Linked DNA regions of Homo sapiens: region 2 is linked to region 1. The links are chromatin loops, found by intact Hi-C in ENCODE. Cell type or tissue: breast epithelium. All regions are shown on one strand. Each heading gives the region's core, and the rest is flanking DNA. Links, peaks and the distances in the headings are about the cores only.

Evidence for each region. A loop is a pair of places that touch in the nucleus more often than their neighbours do. Peaks named below come from ENCODE experiments on the same cell type or tissue, not always from the same donor. Only the 100,000 strongest peaks of a DNase experiment are listed, where the experiment ranks them.
Region 2: a loop joins it to region 1, with 31 times the contacts of the local background. A loop is called at or near these places in 1 of 110 quality-filtered maps.

The regions. Positions count from the first base shown.
Region 1 is chr4:173,790,560-173,801,957 of GRCh38, reverse strand. No RefSeq gene overlaps it. Among named protein-coding and RNA genes, the nearest start is that of LINC02269, 100 kb to the left of the region's middle. RefSeq lists an enhancer at 53-622. In breast epithelium, for the core only: no CTCF peak of the experiment used is centred there; no DNase peak of the experiment used is centred there; H3K27ac peaks cover 503 bases.
Region 2 is chr4:173,718,163-173,729,560 of GRCh38, reverse strand. No RefSeq gene overlaps it. Among named protein-coding and RNA genes, the nearest start is that of LINC02269, 170 kb to the left of the region's middle. In breast epithelium, for the core only: no CTCF peak of the experiment used is centred there; no DNase peak of the experiment used is centred there.

The DNA of each region.
Region 1 (11,398 bases), core at 2,086-7,085:
TGGAATGCTATGTTCCATAGTAAAAAAATTTTCTTAAAGATCCCTCCTACCCATAACTCATTTCTAGGGTGAATCAATATTTACAAAAGCTACAAGAAAAAAAATCTGAAAGAAATCTGAATCTAGCCTAAATTTCCAACCCACTGAGAAACTTTTAACTATAAGTAACAATTTTAAAATAATATGTTTCCCTTACACTTGGATTATGAACTAATGAAGGAGATTCTATCACCTTTCAGTAAAGGAAGCATGAAAGGACTGAGTACTCATTTCTTTGTCAACAAAAAGTTAATTTAGATGAGTGCCCTCAAGTGAAAAGAAATCCTCCTTTTGTTCTTTAACCACTCTCTGAATAACTGGTAGCTTCTGTGGTTCCTCAGGGGATCCTAATCCTTGACCATAATAGAGATCACCAGGTGGGCCTCACTCTCACTATGCAATCTCAGGCCTTCCCCTCTCCACGATTTTCCCCAAAATGCACTAAGAACCAGCTGGCTACTGCCCTATGAGCATCTCAGACATCTTCAGTTCTTCAAGACCCCAGTATCATTCTTCTGCCTAAAAGCAATCTCTTCTTTGCCAAACATCCCCATTCAAACATGATGTGAATCTTCCTCCCCAAAACTTATCTATCCATCAAGATCTAGCTTCAATTCCATTTCCTCCAGGGAAGCTGCCCTTACCTCTGAACTTCATAATGTTTAATGTATATATCATTAAAACATTCTATCTTGAATATTCATGCCTCCATTTGCTTCATGTTTGACGATTTTACCTCACTATTGATTTGCAGACCCCCTTATATCCTGTTTTTTCAATATGCCTTCAAAGAACCTGTATTAGTCCATTTTCACACCGCTAGAAAGATACTACTCAAGACTGCGTAATTCATAAAGAAAAGAGGTTTAACTGACTCACAGTTCCACACGACTGGGGAGGTCTCAGGAACTTACAATCATGGTGGAAGGCGAAGGGGAAGCAGGCACCTTCTTCACAAGGTGGCAGTAAAGAGAAATGTGTGTGAAGGAGGAGCTGTCAAATATTTATAAAACCATCAGATCTTGTGAGAACTCACTATCACGAGAACAGCATGGGGGAAATCACCCTTATGGCCAAATTACCTCCCTCCCTTAACACATGGATATTACAGGTTCCTCTCTCAACATATATGATTGCAATTCAAGATGAGATTTGGGTAGGGACACAGAACCAAACCATATCATAACCAACACACTGCTGTTCACAAAGTGGGTGGTTAATAAATATTTCCTGATCTCTGCAGTGAGAACCTCCTAAGAAAGCTTCCAAACATTGAAAAATTTTTAAGCATTTATAAAATATAATAGTGTTCCCCTTATCCACAGTTTCTCTTTCCATGGCTTCAGTTATGCTTGGTCAACATCATTCTAAAAATATGAAATGGAAAATTCTAGACATAAAGTTTGGATAAAGGACATTCAAAAATAAATCCATGCATATCCAGTCAACTTATTTTTGACAAAGGCACCAAGTACATACATTGGGAATAGGACAGCCTCTTCAATAAATGGTGCTGGGAACCCTGGATATCCATATGCAGAAGAACAAAAGTGGACCCCTATCCCTCACCATATACAAAAATAAAATCAAAATGGATTAAAGGTGTAATTGTGAGACCTGATACCATAAAACTACTAGAAGAAAACATTGCAAAAAAGCTTCAGGACCTTGGTCTGGGCAAAGGTTTTATGAGTAAAGCTTCAAAACCACAGGCAACCAAGGCAAAAATGGATAAGTGAGATCACATCATACTAAAACACTTCTGCACAGTAAAATAAACAATCAACAAAGTAAAGAGACAACTTATAGAATGGGAGAAAATATTTGTAAGCTATTCAACTGACAAGGAATTAATAACCAGAATATATAAGGAACTCAAACAACAGGAAAAAAATAATAATAATCCAATTTTTAAAATAGGCAAAAGACCTGTAAAGATATTTCTCAAAAGAAGATATACAAAAGGGCAATAGATATATGAGGAAATGCTCAATATCACTAATCATTAGGGAAATGCAAATCAAAGTTTCAATTAAAATGGTAACATCTCACACCAGTTAAAATGGCTTTTATCAAAAAGATTTTTAAAATTCAAACGCTAGCAAGGATGAAGAGAAAGGGAAACTTTCATACTGTTGGTGGGAATGTAAATTAGTACAGCCACTATAGAAAACAGTATAAAGATTCCTCAAAAAACTAAAATAGAACTACCATGTGATTCAGCAATCCCACTGCTAGGTAAATACCCAAAAGAAAGGAAATCGGTGTACTGAAGACATATCTGCACTCCCATATTTATTGCAACATAATTCACAGTAGCCAAGATATGAAATCAACCTAAGCATCCATCACTAGATAAATGGAACTTTGGGAGGCTGAGGCAGGTGGATCATCTGAGGTCAGGAGTTCAAGACCAGCCTGGCCAACATGGTGAAATTCCATCTCTACTAAAAATACAAAAAAAATAGCTGGGAAGGGTGGCATGTGCCTGTAATCCCAGCTATTCGGGAGGCTGAGGCAGGAGAATCGCTTGAACCTGGGAGGCAGAGGTTGCAGTGAGCTGAGATAGCGCCAGTGCACTCCAGTCTGGATGACAGAGCAAGACTCCTCATCAAAAGGAAAGAAAGAAAGAAAGAAAGAAAGAAAGAAAGAAAGAAAGAAAGAAAGAAAGAAAGAAAGAAAGAGAGAGAGAGAGAGAGAGAGAGAGAGAGAGAGAGAGAGAAGGAAGGAAGGAAGGAAGGAAGGAAGGAAGGAAGGAAGGAAGGAAGGAAGGAAGGAAGGGAAGGGAAGGGAAGGGAAGGGAAGGGAAGGAAGGAAGGAAGGAAGGAAGGAAGGAAGGAAGGGGGGAAGGAAAGAAAGGAGAGAGAGAAAGAAAAAAGATATGGTATACATACACAATGGAATATTATTCAGCAATAAAGATATGGTATATATACACAATGGAATATTATTCAGCAATAAAAAAATAATAAAATTGGCAACAGCATGGATGGATGTAGAGGGCATTATATTTAGTGAAATAAGCCAGGCACAGAAAGACAAATATTACATGTTTCTCACTTGCATGCGAGGGTTTAAAAAGCTGATCCTCCATCCTGGCTAACACGGTGAAACCCTGTCTCTACTACAAATACCAAAAAAATTAGCCGGGCGTGGTGGTGGGCCTGTAGTCCCAGCTACTCCGGAGGCTGAGGCAGGAGAATGGCGTGAACCCAGGAGGCGGAGCTTGCAGTGAGCCGAGATCGCGCCACTGCACTCCAGCCTGGGCGACAGAGGGAGACTCCGTCTCCAAAAAAAAAAAGTTGATCCTGTGGAGGTAGAGAGTAGAATGACAGATACCAGAGGCTAGGAATGAAAGGGACAACGAAAGGATAAAGATGGGTTGGTTAATGGGTACAAAAATACAGTCAAATAGAAGGAATTAGATCTAATATCTGGTAGCACAATAGGGAGACTATAGTTAACAATAACCTACTGTATCTTTCAAAATAACTGCAGAGAATATCCACCACCTCAAACATTTATCATTTCTTTGTGTTAGAAACATTCTGATTCCTAACACAAAGAAAGGATAAATGTTTAGGTGATGGATATCCTAAGTACCCCAATTTGATCATTGCACATTGTATGCTTGTATCAAAATACCACATGTACCCCATAAATAGGTACAATTATTATGCATCAATAAAAATAAAAAATAAAAAAGAAGCATGTTTAGATTTCTCTTTAACAAATTCATAAAATACAATAGTAAGTTTCCCTTTCACAGTTTAAGTTAACCTCATCCACAACGGTCCAAAATATTAAATGGAAAATTCCAGAAATAAAAGTTTGGATAAACCTCTATTCAAATTCTTAAGTTTTAAGTTGCATGCTGTTCTGAGCAGCATGGTGAAATCTCACATTGTCCCATACTATCCCACCTGGCATGATTTGAATCAACCGTTTGTTCAGCATATCTATGCTGTATATACTGCTTGCCCCATATGATGTAATTGTATTAGGAAAAGACATAGTCTCTATAGGGTTCTAATCTATCCACAGTTTCATGCATACACTGAGGGTTTTGCAATGTATACCCTGAGGAAAAGGGGAGGCTACCGTATTACATTTATTTTTAAATAGAAATAGCTCCACATTTAATGTTCCAAAACTGTTCTCCTGTGTCTCAGTTTCTATTATTGAAGGATAATAAAAATCAACAAAGCCAACAGATGCATATTCCACCTGGGATATCCAAACTTTCTTTTCATGTTTTCTGGAATTAAGTCAATATCTCTTATTCCCTGTAAAACTCAGTCTTTTTCTCTTTCTACTACTAGTTCATACTTTCACCCTTCCCAGAAACTTCTCTGCCTCTCTTCTGCATTCCTTTGCTCTTCCCACTCACCAAAGAATTAAAAACAAGAGGACATCTATCCAAATTGTCGTAAAACCTACCAATCAGAGATCATCAGCAAAGTATTGTTCATCATCATGTGTTATAAAAGTCTGCCTATGTTACTCCTCACTTTTCATCTTTAACTATTGAACAATTAGCCTGGAGTTAGTGTAACATTCTGTCAATGTCCAGCAGATCAGAAAATCACAGGTACAAATTTTTTCAATAAAAAGAATGGTCTTCTTTTCAAGTGTATGTGCCTCTTCTTGTTGTCACACAGTTTTTTAAAGCTGTATTTCTTGCAGCAGATCCAGACTCCTGCCTCAGAATGGTATCTGGCATCGTAAGTGACATCTCAAATTCTCTAAGGACTCCACCAGGCCAATCTGGCTGCTGAAAACTCCTGCATGTGCAAGTAGAAGACCAGGCCCCGTATTGACTCCAAACAAGCACCACAAGCAACAATTACTGACCTGCAAACAATCTTCTGGGCCTCACTGTTTTCTTACTGAAGTGAAAATACACGCCTTATGCAAGAGCATTCATGATCATTGCTTCTAGAGTGTTCTCAGTATCACTATAGAAAAAGGGCCCATAGACACAAGCTGACTTCTAAGCCCATATGGCAAGTTTCTATGCACTGAAAGGTTAAACAGACATGGGTTCTCCAGGCAGGTCTTTGCCTATCCTATGAACCCTTCTTATGCACTTCTGATGGTCTATAACCTCTTCTTTCCCCAATCTGATTTGTCAACCCCTGTGTGGCATAGTAAAATGGGCTAAAATTTGAAGTTAGAGAGACTCAGTTGAAAACTTTTTCCACCATTTACTCTATTTTGGACAAGTTACTTGTTTTTTGTGAGTCTCTTTTTTCTTCCTTGTATAATGAGGACACTACTGACCTCGGTAATACAGTGGTTAGGAGTGAAGGCTCTAGAATAACAAACTCAGGGTTTGTCTCTTACCATTGGTATATTTTAACTGAATACTCTTGGGCAAATCATAACCTCTTTAACTCTTGGTTTCTTTGTCTGTAAAATGGATTAATAACTGTAAAGTTTATGTGAGAATTAAATGCAATAACATACATAAAGCGACTTGGAAGAGTATCTGATACACAGAATATGTACTATGTACCATGTTCAATGAATATATACTTCCTTTCATTCTCAAGTATCAGGCACAGAAATAGACATTAATAAATCAAAGTAATTAAACCAATACACCAATTTCTAAGATTAGTGTTCCAAATGCATAATTTTACTGCTATATCTTATATAAATGTATTGCTTAAGGCATAGCATTTTAATCATTAAAATAAATACACATAAAAATTGTTTTAGAAAAAAGTTATTAATGAAATATCTGTTTATTAAGATTACTGGCTAGGCACAGTGGCTCATGTCTATAATCCCAGCACTTTGGGCAGCCCAGGTAGGCAGATCTCTTGAGCTCACAAATTTAGGCAACATGGCAAAACCCCCGCCTCTACAAAAAAAAAAAAAAATTAGCTCAGCATAGTGGCATGCGCCTATAGCCCCAGCTACTTGGGAGACTGAGGTGGGAAGATCACCTGAGCCTGGGAGCAGAGGCTTCAGTATTGCATTTTTTTTTGTTAGTAAAGGCCATTAAGAATTTCCAGGAAGTATCCTACATAACCACATATTCATTCTTCTTAAGAGGTTTATATTTTTAACCTAGATTTTTAAGTATGTTTCAAAAGAAAACATAAGGCGAGTAATTTTCTCACAGGGCTTTTGAATAATCAATCTAGAAAATTTTTTAAAAATGAATTTGAATGTAACAATCGCTAACTACAATACATATATTACAGCTGCAATGCAAAAGAGAACTGCTACTGAAGGTTAAGAAACATCATCTCACCCTTAAAATCAGGAAGCCAAATGCATAAATATAGTGACTCCTGCTTTTCTTTTACTGCCATAAAATTCTATGTTTGAGAGGAAACTTTGACCATATTTCACTTTCACCAAATCTTCATTTTACCCCATCAGCCCTAGGAAAAAGAGAATCGCAGGCATTAAAAAATGTTTTGAAAGAGAATGGGTACCTTAGGAAAACGTGGCTTGACTTTTTCACATGTGTAGAGCAATTGCTGAAAGAGTGGTACCAATTTATATGCTGTTAACTATATTTTGAACATTTTTTTAAAAACTCAAAATGATGAAAATGCATTTAATTTAAAAAGTAAAGAGAAAATAGCATTCACTGCTTACTCAAATGAACAACAAAAGAGTTCCTCTTAAAAATATCTGGGGTCAGGGGCTAGGGGAGGTAGGGATAGCATTAGGAGAAATACCAATACCAAAAAAAAAAAAAAAACCTGATTTAGAAATAGATACTAGACTTAACAAATCTTCCAAATAAATAAGAATGCCTCTACTTACATAAGTAGAGAATCTACATTATTCTCATTTTAAGTATGGATACTTATGTCACTAAAAAAGTACATCTTATTTTTTAACCCATCTTCAAAGTCATCATACATTTAGGAGTGTATTTGGACTTCCAGGATTCATACAGCTTCCTCCATAACAACTTTCTCTTCCTCCATAACAACTCTCCCTCTTCTCTCCCTCCATAACGACTTTCTCTCTCTCACCACACAGTTCTACACTTAGAAACCAATGGGCATTACTATACTCAGAATTTAATCCTTTTATTTCTTGGAGACACTGACTCACTTCCTTAGTGTAAGTCATTATTCCACAAACTTTCAGTAGAACTGGATTTCAACTATAAACACAGGAAAAAGTAGAGATTACAGACATAAAGATTAGTCTCTAAAATGAACTGGCCTCTCAACTGACTCAATATGAAAACTTCAAATACGTTGGACCCCAAAATTCCTTATGTGAGTACACAGAACATTGCAGATTATTTGATTACAAAATGTATAAGAAGACACTTTAAATACACTGAGTATATATAAATATTTGTGCTAGCATCTTCACAAATTCTTTTTTAGTACAGACAGAATAAATGCTAAAAAAAAGAAAAGAAACTAAAATTTTGGTGAAGAATTGGGTTCTCTTCTTTATAACTGTGGTTTGTATCTGCATGCTAAGACAAGAATAATATGTAATCAACATTTACATTTTCATATAAAAAACCCTCATTAACTTCAAATCAGCAGAATAAACCATATTTTATTTTAGTTGTTCCTTTCATACTACATTAAGATCAGTAAAAATTCATTCAGTCGGCCAGTCAGCTCGTCAGAACTGGAAAATCAGTAGTATGTTAGTCATGGTGTTACTATAAACATGCTCTTAACAGAAAAGTTTTGTTTTACGTAGTCAGTAAAGAATAAAACTGTGGCAGTAACATTTCAGATTTTCACCCCTCCTGATATATTGCCATAGATGTGGAGCAGTACTGTCCAATAGGACTTTCTTTGATGACAGAAATTTTCTACTTCTGCATTATCCAGACAAAAACCTCTGGCCATGTGTGGCTTCTGAGCTCCTGAAATGTGGCTAGTGCAACTAAGAAACTGAATTTTAAATTTTATTTCATTTTAATGCCTTGAGTGATAACAGAAGATAAAGCCCATAATGAAAGCAGAAATCTCTCCACCTTCAGTGATTCAACCGTTTCCAAAAGTTCCATTTCATAGACTAAAGTTATCATTATTAATAATTGTGAAATATATTATGAGGAATTTATGGGCCATGTAGTTGCAGAATTGCTTCAAAATAGATGTCTATACTGATAGAAGTATTGTTTCTCCAAGGGAAAATGAAATGAAAGATCTTTTACTTGCATTACTGTAAATCAAATCAATTTATAGTCTCCTGTTATTCTTTCCTCGTTTTCAAACTCCACCGCAATTCAGGGATTGAAGGATATATTAAGTTCTTCCAGGAAAAGAAAATCTAAGCAGCTGGGAGGAACTATCTTGCTTACTATAATTCCAGTTTGCTTGCGACTGTCTTTTGAACCAGGGCCCTCAGTTTATTTGACCTTAACATAATTTCCAGTCATTAAACAACATTAAATGGCCCCTTGTTGAATTAACATCACTTGTGCATTAGTAGATTTCTCCCCCTCCCGAGATTTTCATAACTTCATGCATCATTGAAGCTGCATGAGTGACATTAAAACAAAAAAATCCATATATTTCTGGTCAGAGTTCTGCAAAAATATTTTCATATTGCTGAGGCAGGTCATGATGGGGGAACTTGGTAAGTTTCATAGTTTGTTTAAAATAAGTATAAAATCTTAATATGAAAATTAAACTGGTACAAGTAGAATTGTATTTTCTTCTGTTTTCCAACCTCAAATGAAGATACTATAATGGCCCCTAAAAGGGTGAAAAATATTCATCCACAGGTCTTACATCTATGGAGCAGAACCAGTGTACACGTATAAGTTATGAGGTAAGAAGGGACCGAGAATATTCACTTTATGCATGATACTCTTTTACATTTCTAGGTTTGTTTATTTGGTTTTTTTGGGGGAGTAGAAATGAGCAAAATATGTTTTCTTTGTTGTGCCAGATGCATAAACTAGTTTCATAGTTTCAGAAACACTAATGATATATAGATGGTATCAATTATGGTCCACAAATTCACAAGTTGACAAGTAGTACAATATTCTAAATATTTCTCATTTTGTTGCTCAGCAAAATTTATATTTTTCTTCCCCATTCTATCTGGATGGCACTAACCAAATCTCATTCAATTGAGGTAACCACCCATCGTTTTCCAGAACTAAGGCCTAGGAGAGTACACAGCACCAAAGCCTGGGAAGTGGGTGCCATCTGATCTCTGATATCAGTTATCTACTGAGACATGTTCTGTAATGTTCACTGTTCCAGGGGGTCCTCATCCATCACTCCACTCGGACACTGTTCACATGTCCTCTCTAGCCCTGGGATCCCTTGGCCGTGTGCTGCCGTGCTGGCTGGCCTCTTGCTTGGGAATTCTGCAAGGCTATCTGTGATCCTATATGCCTCTACTGAACCCACTCTGTCCTGTGTTCTGCCTGTGTCCTCTGGGGTCCTACCACTTCCTAGGGATCTGTGAATCCCCTCTGCCCTCAAAGCCCACAGATCCATCTGTGGTTTTTCCAAATCCTATGGATCTAACTAGGCTTGAGGTACCGAGCTCCTCTCCCCAGAACCCACCGAGGTCTCTTTTCAAAATACACCCCTTTCTTCTCCCCTCCCATTCTACAGTCAAGAGAAATGCTTTCTGGTTTGAGCAAAACCCCTAATTCCTCAAGTCTTTAAAGTTTTTGACTGTCCCTCAAATCTTTTCTGTTCCCCTAGGCTTTAAGAAACTGAGGTCGAAAGAGATCTTTGCTTTGTCATATCTCTGAGACCACGAGCACTAAATAAATGATTTAACTATTCAAATTTGGGTCTGAGGCAATACCAGATAAATGGAAAGAATATTCTAAGCTACCAGGAGACAAAACAAAAACCAAATGGTTAACGAAATAAGTTTAAAAAATTCTTTATTATTATTATTATTATACTTTAAGTTTCAGGGTACATGTGCACAACGTGCAGGTTTGTTACATAGGTATACATGTGCCATGTTGGTGTGCTGCACCGATTAACTCGTCATTTAGCATTAGGTATATCTCCTAATGCTATCCCTCCCACCTCCCCCCATCCCACAACAGTCCCCAGTGTGTGATGTTCCCCTTCCTGTGTCCATGTGTTCTCATTGTTCAATTCCCACTTATGACAGAACATGCGGTGTTTGGTGTTTTGTCCTTGTGATAGTTTGCTGAGAATGATAGTTTCCAGCTTCATCCATGTCCCTACAAAGGACATGAACTCATCCTTTTTTATGGCTGCATAGTATTCCATGGTGTATATGTGCCACATTTTCTTAATTCAGTCTGTAATTGTTGGACATTTGGGTTGGTTCCAAGTCTTTGCTGTTGTGAATAGTGCCCCAATAAACATACATGTGCATGTGTCTTTATAGCAGCATGATTTATAATCCTTTGGGTATATACCCAGTAATGGGATGGCTGCGTCAAATGGTATTTCTAGTTCTAGATCCCTGAGGAATCGCCACACCGACTTCCACAATGGTTAGACTAGTTTACAGTCCCACCAACAGTGTAAAAATGTTCCTATTTCTCCACATCCTCTCCAGCACCTGTTGTTTCCTGACTTTTTAATGATTGCCATTCTAACTGGTGTGAGATGGTATCTCATTGTGGTTTTGATTTGCATTTCTCTGATGGCCAGTGATGATGAGCATTCTTTCATGTATTTTTTGGTTGCATAAATGTCTTCTTTTGAGAAGTGTCAGTTCATATCCTTCGCCCACTTTTTGATGGGGTTGTTTTTTTCTTGTAAACCTGTTTGAGTTCATTGTAGATTCTGGATATTAGCCCTTTGACAGATGAGTAGGTTGCAAAAATTTTCTCCCATTTTGTAGGTTGCCTGTTCACTCTGATGGTGGTTTCTTTTGCTGTGCAGAAGCTCTTTAGTTTAATTAGATCCCATTTGTCAATTTTGGCTTTTGTTGCCATTGCTTTTGGTGTTTTAGACATGAAGTCCTTGCCCATGCCTATGTCCTGAATGGTATTGCCTAGGTTTTCTTCTAGGGTTTTTATGGTTTTAGGTCTAACATGTAAGTCTTTAATCCATCTTGAATTAATTTTTGTATAAAGTGTAAGGAAGGGATCCAGTTTCAGCTTTCTACATATGGCTAGCCAGTTTTCCCAGCACCATTTATTAAATAGGGAATCCTTTCCCCACTGCTTGTTTTTGTCAGGTTTGTCAAAGATCAGATAGTTGTAGACATGCAGCATTATTTCTGCGGGCTCTGTTCTATTCCATTGGTCTATATCTCTGTTTTGGTACCAGTACCATGCTGTTTTGGTTACTGTAGCCTTGTAGTATAGTTTGAAGTCAGGTAGTGTGATGCCTCCAGCTTTGTTCTTTTGACTTAGGATTGACTTGGCAATGTGGGCTCTTTTTTGGTT
Region 2 (11,398 bases), core at 4,218-9,217, 75 kb after region 1:
AATTGATTATGTTGTACCTTGGTATGGTTTACTCTGTGTTTATTCTTCTTGAATTTGTAGATTTATAGTATTCATCAAATTTGGATGAGTTTCAGGCATCATTCTTTAAATATTTGTCCCGTTCCTCTTTTACTTGGGCTTCAGTCTCACTATATTAGAACATTTTGTATTATCCACGGGTCATAGAAGCTCTAGGCTTTTTTTCTCAGCCTTTTTTTCTCTCTTTCTTTGTACTATTTTTTTTTTATGGTTTCTATTATTCTTACTTCAAGTCCACTTATCACATCTTCTGCATCTTTAATCTACTGTTAAGACTATCTATCGCATTTTTAATTTCAGATCTTGTATTTTTCAACTCCAGAAGTTCCATTTGGTTCTTTTTTATAGTTTCCATTTCTTTATTAAATTTATGTTTTACTTTAAAGCCCAAGCACGTTTATAATAGCTATATTAAGGTTTTTGTCTTCTATTTCTAATATTATTTTTATTTCTGCTTCTGCTTCTATTGACTTATTTCACTGGTTATGGGTCATATTTTTCTTTTTCTTTGTATGTCTAGTAATATTTTATTAGAGGTGAAAATTATAAATGTTACATTGTTAAATGTGGTTGCTAATTTTTTTGTGTCTACTTGACTGGGCCACTGGGTGCCCAGATATTTGGCCAAACATTAGTCTGGGTGTTTCTATGAGAGTGTTTTTGGATGAGATTAAGATTTAAATCAGTAAACTGAGTAAAGCAGATTGCCCTCCATAATGTGAGTAGGTCTCATTCAATCACTTAAAGGTCTGAACAGAAAAAAAGCCCAACCCTCTCCCAAGTAAGAGAAAATATTCCTGCCTGACAGCCTTTGAACTGGGACATAAGCTCTTTCTGGTTCTATAGCAGTATGCGGCCTTTGGACTCGAACGGGACCAAGGGTTCTGCATATTTCACACTTCTAGGCATAATAAGTCTCTCTCTGTTTCTCTCTCCATACACACAAACACACATTACACACACACACACACACAAATCAGCTCTGCTTCTTTGAAGAACACTAATATATTGTATTTGGATCTTGTTGTCTTCCTTTAAAGAGTGTTGTTTTGGAGGTAGTTAAGTTCCTTAAGAATCAGTTTGACAAATTCCCGGGCAAGATGGCTGAATAGGAACAGCTCCAGTCTGCAGCTCCCAGCGAGACCAATGCAGAAGGCAGGTGATTTCTGCATTTCCAACTGAGGTATCTAGCTCATCTCATTGGGACTGGTTAGACAGTGGGTGCAACCAACAGAGGGCAAGACAAAGGAGGGTGGGGTGTTGCCTCACCTGAGAAGTGCCAGGGGTCAGGAAACTCCCTCCCATAGCCAAGGGAAGCCATGAGGGACTGTGCCGTGAGGAACAGTGCATTCTGGGCCAGGTACTATGCTTTTCCCACAGTCTTCACAACCTACAGACCAGGAGATTCCCTTGGGTGCCTACACCACCAGGGCCCTGGGTTTTAAGCACAAAACTGGGTGGCCATTTGGGAAGACACCTACCTAGCTGCAGTTTTGTTTTTTTGTTTTGTTTTGTTTTGTTTTTTTGTACCCCAGTGGCACCTGGAATGCCAGCAAGACAGAACCATTCACTCCCCTGGAAAGGGGGCTGAAGCCAGAGAGCCGAGTTGTCTTGCTCAGTGTATCCCACCTCCAGGGAGCCCAACAAGGTAAGATCCACTGGCTTGAAATTCTCGCTGCCAGCACAGCAGTCTGAAGTCAACCTGGTATGTTCGAGCTTGGTGGGGTGATGGGCATCCACCATTACTGAGGCTTGAGTAGGCGGTTTTCCCCTCACAGTGTAAAAAAAGCCACCGGGAAGTTCGGACTGAGTGGAGCCCATCTCTGCGCCTCAAAGCCACTGTAGCCAGACTGCCTCTCCAGATTCCTCCTCTCAGGATAGGGCATCTCTGAAAGAAAGGCAGCAGCCCCAGTCACGGGCTAATAGATAAAACTCCCATCTCCCTGGGACAGAGCACCTTGGCGAAGGGGCAGCTGTGGGCACAGCTTCAGCATACTTAAATTTTCCTGCCTGCCAGCTCTGAAGACAGCAGCAGATCTCCCAGCACAGTGCTCAAGCTCTGCTAAGGGACAGACTGCCTCCTCAAGTAGGTCCCTGACCCCTGTGCCTCCTGCTGGGGACAGACCTCCCAGCAGGGGTTGACAGAAACCTCATAGAGGAGAGCTCCAGCTGGCATCTGGCAGGTGCCCCTCTGGGATGAAGCTTCCAGAGGAAGAAGCAGGCAGCTATCTTTGCTGTTCTGCAGCCTCCGCTGGTGATACCCAGGCAAACAGGTTCTGGAGTGGACCTCCAGCAAATGCCAGCAGACCTGCAGAAGAGGGGACTGACTGTTAGAAGGAAAAGTAAAAAACAGGAAGCAATAGTATCAACATCAACAAAAAGGATGACCACTCAAAAACCCCACCCGAAAGTCACCAACATGAAAGACCAAAGGTAGACAAATCCATGAAGATGAGGAAAAACAAGTGCAAAAAGGCTGAAAATTCCAAAAACCAGAATGCTTCTTCTCCTCCAGAGGGTCACAACTCCTCACCAGCAAGGGAACAAAACTGGACAGAGAATGAGTTGATGAATTGAAAGAAGTAGGCTTGAGAAGGTGGGTAATAACAAATTTCTCCGAGCTAAAGGAGCATGTTCTAACCCAATACAAGGAAGCTAAGAACCTTGAAAAAATGTTACAAAAACTGCTAACTAGAATAAATAGTTTAGAGAAGAACATAAATGACCTGATGGAGCTGAAAAACACAGTACAAGAACTTCATGAAGCATAAACAAGTGTCAACAGACAAATCGATCAAGCAGAAGAAAAGATATCAGAGATTGAAGATCAACTTAATGAAATAAAGCATGAAGACAAGATTAGGAAAAAAAAGAATGAAAAGGAACGAACAAAGCCTCTAAGAAATATGGGACTATGTGAAAAGACCAAACCTATGTTTGATTGGTGTACCTGAAAGTGACGGGGAGAATGGAACCAAGTTGGAAAATACATTTCAGGATATTATCCAGGAGAACTTCCCCAACCTAGCAAGACAGGCCAACATTCAAATTCAGGAAATACAGACAACACAACTAAGATACTCCTCAAGAAGAGCAACCCCAACACACATAATCGTCAGACTGACCAAGGTTGAAATGAAGGGAAAAATGTTAAGGGCAGCCAGAGAGAAAGATCAGGTTACCCACAAAGGAAAGCCCATCAGACTAACAGCAGATCTCTCTGCAGAAACCCTACAAGCCAGAAGAGAGTGGGGCCAATATTCAACATTCTTAAAGAAAACAATTTTCAACCCAGAATTTCATATCCAGCCAAATTAAGCTTCATAAGTGAAGGAGAAATAAAATACTTTACAGACAAGAAAATGCCTAGAGATTTTGTCACCACCAGGCCTACCTTACAATAGCTCCTGAAGGAAGTACTAAATATGCAAAGGAAAAACTGGTACCAGCCACTCCACAAACAAACAAAAATGTAAAGACTATCAACACTGTGAAGAAACTGCATCAACTAATGGGCAAAATAACCAGCTAGCATCATAATGACAAGATCAAATTCATACATAATGATATTAACCTTAAATGTAAATGTGCTAAATGCCCCAATTAAAAGACACATACTGGCAAATTGGATAAAGAGTCAAGACACATCAGTGTGCTCTATTCAGGAGACCCATCTCACATGCAAAGACACACATAGGCTCAAAATAAAGGGATGGAGGAATATTTACCAAGCAAATGGAAAGCAAAGAAAAGCAGGGGTTGCAATCCTAGTCTCTGAGAAAACAGACTTTAAACCAACAAAGATCCAAAAAGACAAAGAAGGGCATTACATAATGGTAAAAAGATCAACGCAACAAGAAGAGCTAACTATCCTAAATATATATGCACCCAATACAGGAGCACCAGATTCACAAAGTAGGTCTTAGAGACCTACAAAGAGACTTAGACTCCCACACAATAACACTAAGAGACTTAAACACCCCACTGTCAATATTAGACAGATCAATGAGACACAAAATTAACAAGGATATTCAGGACTTGAACTCAGCTCTGGACTAAGCGGACCTAATAGACATCTACTAACTCTCCACCCCAAATCAACAGAATATACATTCTTCTCAGCACCACATTACACTTATTCTAAAATTGACCACATAATTGGAAGTAAAACACTCCTCAGCAAATGCAAAAGAACAGAAATTATAACAAACAGTCTCACAGACCACAGTGTAATCAAATTAGTACTCAGGATTAAGAAACTCACTCAAAACTGCACAACTACATGGAAATTGAGCAATCTGCTCCTGAATGATGGCTGGATAAATAATGAAATTAAGGCAGAAATAAATAAGTTATTTGAAAGCAATGGGAACAGAGACACAACATACCAGAATCTCTGGGACACAGCTAAAGCAATATTTAGAGGTAAATTTAAAGCATTAAATGCCCACAGGATAAAGCAGGAAAGATCTAAAATTGACACCCTAACATCACAATTAAAAGAACTAGAGAAGCAAAAGGAAACAAATTCAAAAACTAGCATACAACAAGAAATAACTAAGATCAGAGCAGAACTGAAGGAGATAGAGACACAAAAAAACCCTTCAAAAAAATCAGTGAATCCAGGAGCTGGCTTTTTGAAAAGATTAACACAATAGATAGATTACTATCCAGACTAGTAAAGAAGAAAAAAGAGAATCAAATAGACACAGTAAAAATTGATAAAGGGGATATCACCACTGATCCCACAGAAACACAAACTACCATCAGAGAATACTATAAGCACTTCTACACAAATAAACTAGAAAATCTAGAATAAATGAATAAATTCCTGGACACACACACCCACCCATGACTAAACCAGGAAGAAGTCGAATCCCTGAATAGACCAATAACAAGTTCTGATATTGAAGCAGTAATTAATAGCATACCAATGAAAAAGAGCCCAAGACCGAATGGATTCACAGCCAGATTCTACCAGAAGTATGAAGAGGAGCTGATACCATTTATTCTAAAATTATTCCAAGCAATAGAAAAAGAGGGACTCCTCCCTAACTCTTTTTATGAGGCCAGCATCATTCTGATACCAAAATCTGGCAGAGACACAACAAAAAAAGAAAATTTCAGGCCAATATCCCTGGTAAACATCAGTGTGAAAATTTTCAATAAAATGCTGGCAAATCGAATCCAGCAACACATTAAAAAGCTTATCCACTACGATCAACCGAAAAAGAGCCTGTATAGCCAAGACAATCTTAAGCAAAAAGAACAATGCTGGAGGCATCACACTACCTGACTTCAAACTATACTACAAGTCTACAGTAACCAAAATAGCTTAGTACCGGTATGAAAACAGATATATAGAACAAGGAAACAGAACAGAAGCCTCAGAAATAACACCACCCATCTACAACCATTTGATCTTTGATGAACCTGACAAAACAAGCAACGGGGAAAGGATTCCCTATTTAATAAATGGTGCTGGGAAAACTGGCTAGCCATATACAGAAAACTGAAACTGGACCCCTTCCTTACACCTTATACAAAAATTAACTCAAGATGAATTAAATATTTGAATATAAGACCTAATACCATAAAAATCCTAGAAGAAACCCTAGGCAATACCATTCAGGACATAGGCATGGGCAAATACTTCATGACTAAAACATCAAGTGCCATGACAACAAAAACCAAAATTGACAAATGGGATCTAATTAAACTAAAGAGCTTCTGCACAGCAAAATAAACTATCATCAGAGTGAACAGGCAGCCTACAGAATGGGAGACAATTTTTGCAATCTAGCCATCTGACAAAGAGCTAATATCCAGAATCTACAAGGAACTTAAACAAATTTACAAGAAAAAAACAAACAACCCCATCAAAAAGTGGGCAAAGTATATGAACAGACAACTGTCAAAAGAAGATGTTTATGTGGCCAGCAAACATATTTTTAAAAACTCATCATCACTGGTTATTAGAGAAATGCAAATCAAAACCACAATGAGATACCACTTCATGCCATTTAGAATGGTGATCATTAAAAAGTCAGGAAACAACAGATCCTGGAGAGGATGTGGAGAAATAGAAACACTTTTACACTTTTGGTGGGAGAGTAAATTAGTTCAATCATTGTAGAAGACAGTGTGGCAATTCCTCAAGGATCTAGGACTAGAAATACCATTTGACCAAGCAATCCCATTACTGAGTATATATCCAAAGGATTATAAATCATTCTACTATGAAGATTCATGCACACGTATGTTTATTGCAGCACTATTTACAATAGCAAAGACTTGGAACTAACCCAAATGTCCATCAATGATAGACCTGATAAAGAAAATGTGGCACATATACACCATGGAATACTATGCAGCCGTAAAAAAGGATGAGTTCATGCCCTTTGCAGAGACATGGATGAAGCTGGAAACCATCATTCTCAGCAAACTAACACAGGAGCAGAAAACCAAACACCACACGTTCTCACTTATAAGTGGGATTTGAACAATGAGAACATATGGGGACAGAGAGGGGAACATCACACACCGGAGCCTGTCAGGGGGTTGGGGGAAAGGGGAGGGATAGCATTGGGAGAAATGCCTAATGTAAATGATGGGTTTATGAGTGCAGCAAACCACCACGGCACATGTATACCTGTGTAACAAACCTGCACGTTCTGCACATGTATCCCAGAATTTAAGTATAATTTTATAAAAGGAGAAAAATAATCAATTTGACCTTGTTGAGGGCAATTTTTAAGATTTGTTGGGGTGAACCTAGAGTACTTTTCCTTTAGATTTAGATATGCTAATTTTTCTGGGATCTCAATGGAACGCCTGGGTGTTCAACGAGGTCAATGCATTCCAGTTGGTTGAAAATCAAACTTCCTCAGTTGTATGTGAGCCCTAAGAACTGTTTCACTTAAAGATCCTAGCATGTATTCTCTGACCCTGTGGATCTTCAAATTGTGAAAGTGCAGTTTACCATTTGGGCAAAAACTAAAGGGAAGACCTCTAGAGATGTTTGTTAGTTTGTTTGTTGCTTGATTGGTTAGTTGGTTTTCCTCAGCACAACTCCCTCATCTCTGCCCCACAAATTACAAGAACCTCAGTCTCCCAACTGTTGGTATCCATCTTCTCACTTTAGCAAGATCACTGCGCTCTGTCTGTGTCCCCACTCCCTGTACTGAGGTCCAGAAAATGCCTCCACACAGATAGCCAGGTCAATTATATGACTCATCATATTTGCTTCTTTCCCTCAGGAATCACAGCCCTGTATTTCATATTGTCCAGTGTCTGAAAATTGTTCCACATATTTTGTCCAGTTTTTTTTTTTTTTTTTTTTTTTTTGCTGTTTATAGAGAAGAGCAAGTCTAGCTGCAACAACTCCCTCATGGCCAGAACAGCCAACTTAGGGTGTTTTGATTTACTTTTGAGTAATCTTATTTGGGACTTTAGAGGGCATCTTCACAGATGCTTACTCAACTGTGAAATAAGACCAAGGCATTGTCACATAGATGCCAAAATATTACCTTTATCCTTTATAAAGTTTTATTAAGAAAAAGCAGACAAGTGACCTTCATAATGCTGAACTCCAAAATTAGAAATAATTCTCCATTCCTGACACAGGCACTGCCTGGGGACCTACCTGCCTCTGTTAGTTTTAGGACATGGAATACAGAGGACAAGGTTCTCTGTGGGAAGCTCTCTCCCTAGAGGAAGGGAAAAGGGAAAATGCTGTTCTTTTCCTTCCCACCTCACCAATAAAACAGGTCACTCCATCTCCCCCAAGGGCAGAGAGACTGAGAGTAGCCAAGAGGATTATTCTAATAGAGTGTCCTTCACATGGAAGAAACCTCAGGATGAGGAAAACACACATCCCCTCCCAGAAGCCTGTTTGCTTTACAAATTTTTACCTAATTTCCCTGTCCTTCCCAACCACATTCTTCTTACATATGTTCTCCTACTTTTCTATTAATCCTTACAGCTTTTCATCCCAAAATTATATCCTAAATACATCAGGTAAACTTTTTAAAGTTAGGAAAACAGGAAGATAGTATACTAGCCATCTGTTTTTGCCTTACAGTGTGTGCTCAAGTTCAACAGCCAGCTAATATCCTTCCATATATCTCTTGAAGGGACAACTACCTTTGTTCCAGCAGGTAGGCAGGCAGACAGGAGCAGGGCAGGAGAAGGCCCCACTACCACCAGGAATGTCAGGCAACCATGAGGTGATGATCAGGCAGTCGTAAAGCTGTCTCTCTAAATAATAATTGGTCGCAGCCGGCGCCAGGAAAAGGCAGTCTGGTGGCATGATGCCTCCAGCTTTGTTCTTTTTGCTTAGGATTGTCTTGACTATACAGGCTCTTTTTTGGTTCCATATGAATTTTAAGACAGTGTTTTTCTAATTATATGGAGAATGTCAGTGATAGTTTGATGGGAATTGCATTGAATCTATAAATTACTTGGGGCAGTATGGTCATTTTCGTGATATTGATTATTCCTATCCGTGAGCATAAAATGTTTTTTCATTTGTTTGTGTCCTCTTGGATTTCCTTGAAAAGTGGTGGCTTGTAGTTCTCCTTGAAGAGGTCATTCACTTCCCTTGTTAGCTATATTCCTAGGTATTTGATCCTCTTTGTAGCAATTGTGAATGCAGGTTTATTCATTATTTGGCTTTCCGCTTGTCTGTTGTTGGTGTATAGGAATGTTTGTGATTCTTGCACATTGATTTTGTATCCTGAGACTTTGCTGAAGTTACTTAGATTAAGAAGCTTTTGGGCTAAGATGATAGGGTTTTCTAGATTTAGAATCATGTCGTCTGCAAACAATGACAATTTGACTTCCTCTCTTCCTATTTGAATACGCTTTATTTCTTTCTCCTGCCTGATTGCCCTGGCCAGAATTTCCAATACTATGTTGAATAGGAGTGGTGAGAGAGGGCATCCTTGTCTTGTGCTGGTTTTCAAATGGAATACCTCCAACTTTTGTCCATTCAGTATGATATTGGCTGTGGGTTTGTCATGAATGGCTCTTATTATTTTGAGGTAGTTTCCTTCAATACCGAGTTTATTGAGAGTTTTTAATGAACTTTATTGAAGGCCTTTTCTACATCTATTAAGATAATCATGTGGTTTTTGCCTTTAGTTCTGTTTATTTGATGAGTTACATTTATTAATTTGCATATGTTGAACCAGCCTTACATCCTGGGGATGAAGTTGACTTGATCATAGTGGATAAGCTTTTTGATGTGCTGCTGGTTTCAATTTGCCAGTATTTTATTGAGAATTTTTGCATCAATATTCATTAGAGATATTGGCCTGGAGTGTTGTTGTTGTTGTTGTATCTCTGCCAGGTTTTGGTATCAGGATGATGCTGGCCTCATAAAATGTGTTAGGGAGGAGTCCCTCCTTTTCAATTGTTTGGAATAGTTTCAGAATAAATGGTACCAGTTCCTCTTTGTACCTCTGGTAGAATTCCGCTGTAAATCCATCTGGTCCTGAACTTTTTTTTTTGGTTGGTATGCTATTTATTACTGCCTCAATTTCATAACTAGTTATTGGTCTATTCAGGGATTCAACTTCTTCCTGGTTCTGTCTTGGGAGAGTGTATGTGTCCAGGACTTTATCCATTTCTTCTAGATTTTCTATTTTATTTTCATAGAGGTGTTTACAGTATTCTCTGATGGTTGTTTGTATTTTTGTGGGGTCAGTAGTGCTATCCCCTTTATCATTTTTATTGTGTCTATTTGATTTTTCTCTCCTTTCTCCTTTATTAATCTAGCTAGTGGTCTATTTTATTAATTTGTTCAAAATAACAGCTCCTGGATTCATTTATTTTTTAAGGGTTTTTTGTATCTATCTCCTTCAGTTCCTCTCTGATTTTGGTTATTTCTTGTCTTTGGCTAGCTTTGGGGTTTGTTTGCTCTTGGTTCTGTAGTTATTTTAGTTGTGATGTTAGGACGTTGATTTGAGATCTTTCTAGCTTTTTGATGTGGGCATTTAGTGCTATAAATTTCCCTCTTAACACAGCTTTAGCTGTGTCCCAGTGATTCTAGTATATTGTCTCTTTGTTTTCATTAGTTTCAATTAGTTCAAAGAACTTCTTGATTTCTGCCTTAATTTTATTATTTCCTCAGGAGTCATTCAGGAGCAGGTTGTTCAATTTCCATGTAGTTTTGTGGTTTTGAGGGAGTTTGTTAATCTTGAATCCCAATTTGATTGCTCTGTGGTCTGAGAGACTGTTGGTTATGATTTCAGTTCTTTTGCATTTTTTGAGGAGTGTTTTACTTCCAATTATGTGATCAGTTTTACAGTAAATGTGCCATGTGGTGCCAAGAATAATGTATATTCTGTTGTTTTGGGGTGGAGAGTTCTGTAGATAACTATCAGTTCCATTTGATCCAGAGCTGAGTTCAAGTCCTGAATATTTCTGTTAATTTTTTGTTTTGATCATCTGTCTAATATTGACAGTGGGGTGTTAAAATTTCCCACTATAATTGTGTGTGAGTCTAAGTCTCTTTGTAGGTCTCTAAGAACTTGTTTTATGAATCTGGGGGCTCCTGTATTGGGTGCATATATTTAGGACAGTTAGCTCTTCTTGTTGATTTGAACCCTTTATCATTATGTAATGCCCTTCTTTGTCTTTTTGGATCTTTGCTGATTTAAAGTCTGTTTTATCAGAAACTAGGATTGCAACCCTTGCTTTTTTCTGCTTTCCATTTGCTTGTTAAATTTTCCTCCAACTCTTTATTTTGAGCCTAAATGTGAGATGGGTCTCTTGAATACAGCACACCAATGGGTCTTGACTCTTTATCCTGCTTTCCATTCTTTGTCCTTTAATTGGGGCATGTAGCCCATTTACATTTAAGGTTAATATTGTTATGTGTCAATTTGATCCCGTCATCATGATGCTGGCTGGCTACTTTGCAGACTTGTTAATGTAGTTGCTTCACAGCATCATTGGTCTGTGTACTTCAGTGTGTTTTTGTAGTGGCTGGCAATGGTTTTTCCATTCCATATTCAGAGCCTTCTTCAGGAGCTCTTACAAGGCAGGCCTGGTGGTGACAAATTCCCTCAGTATTTTCTTGTCTGAGAAGGATTTTATTTCAACTTCACTTATGGAGCTTAGTTTGACTGGATATTAAATTCTGGGTTGGAAATTATTTTCTTTAAGAATGTTGAATATTGCTCCCCAGTCTCTTCTGGTTTGTAGTGTTTCCACTGAGAGGTCCACAGTTATTCTGTTGGACTTCCCTTTGTAGGTTATCTGGCCTTTCTCTCTGGCTGCCCTTAGCATTTTTTCCTTCATTTCAACCTTGGAAATTTGATGATTATGTGTCTTGGGGTTAATCTTCTCATGG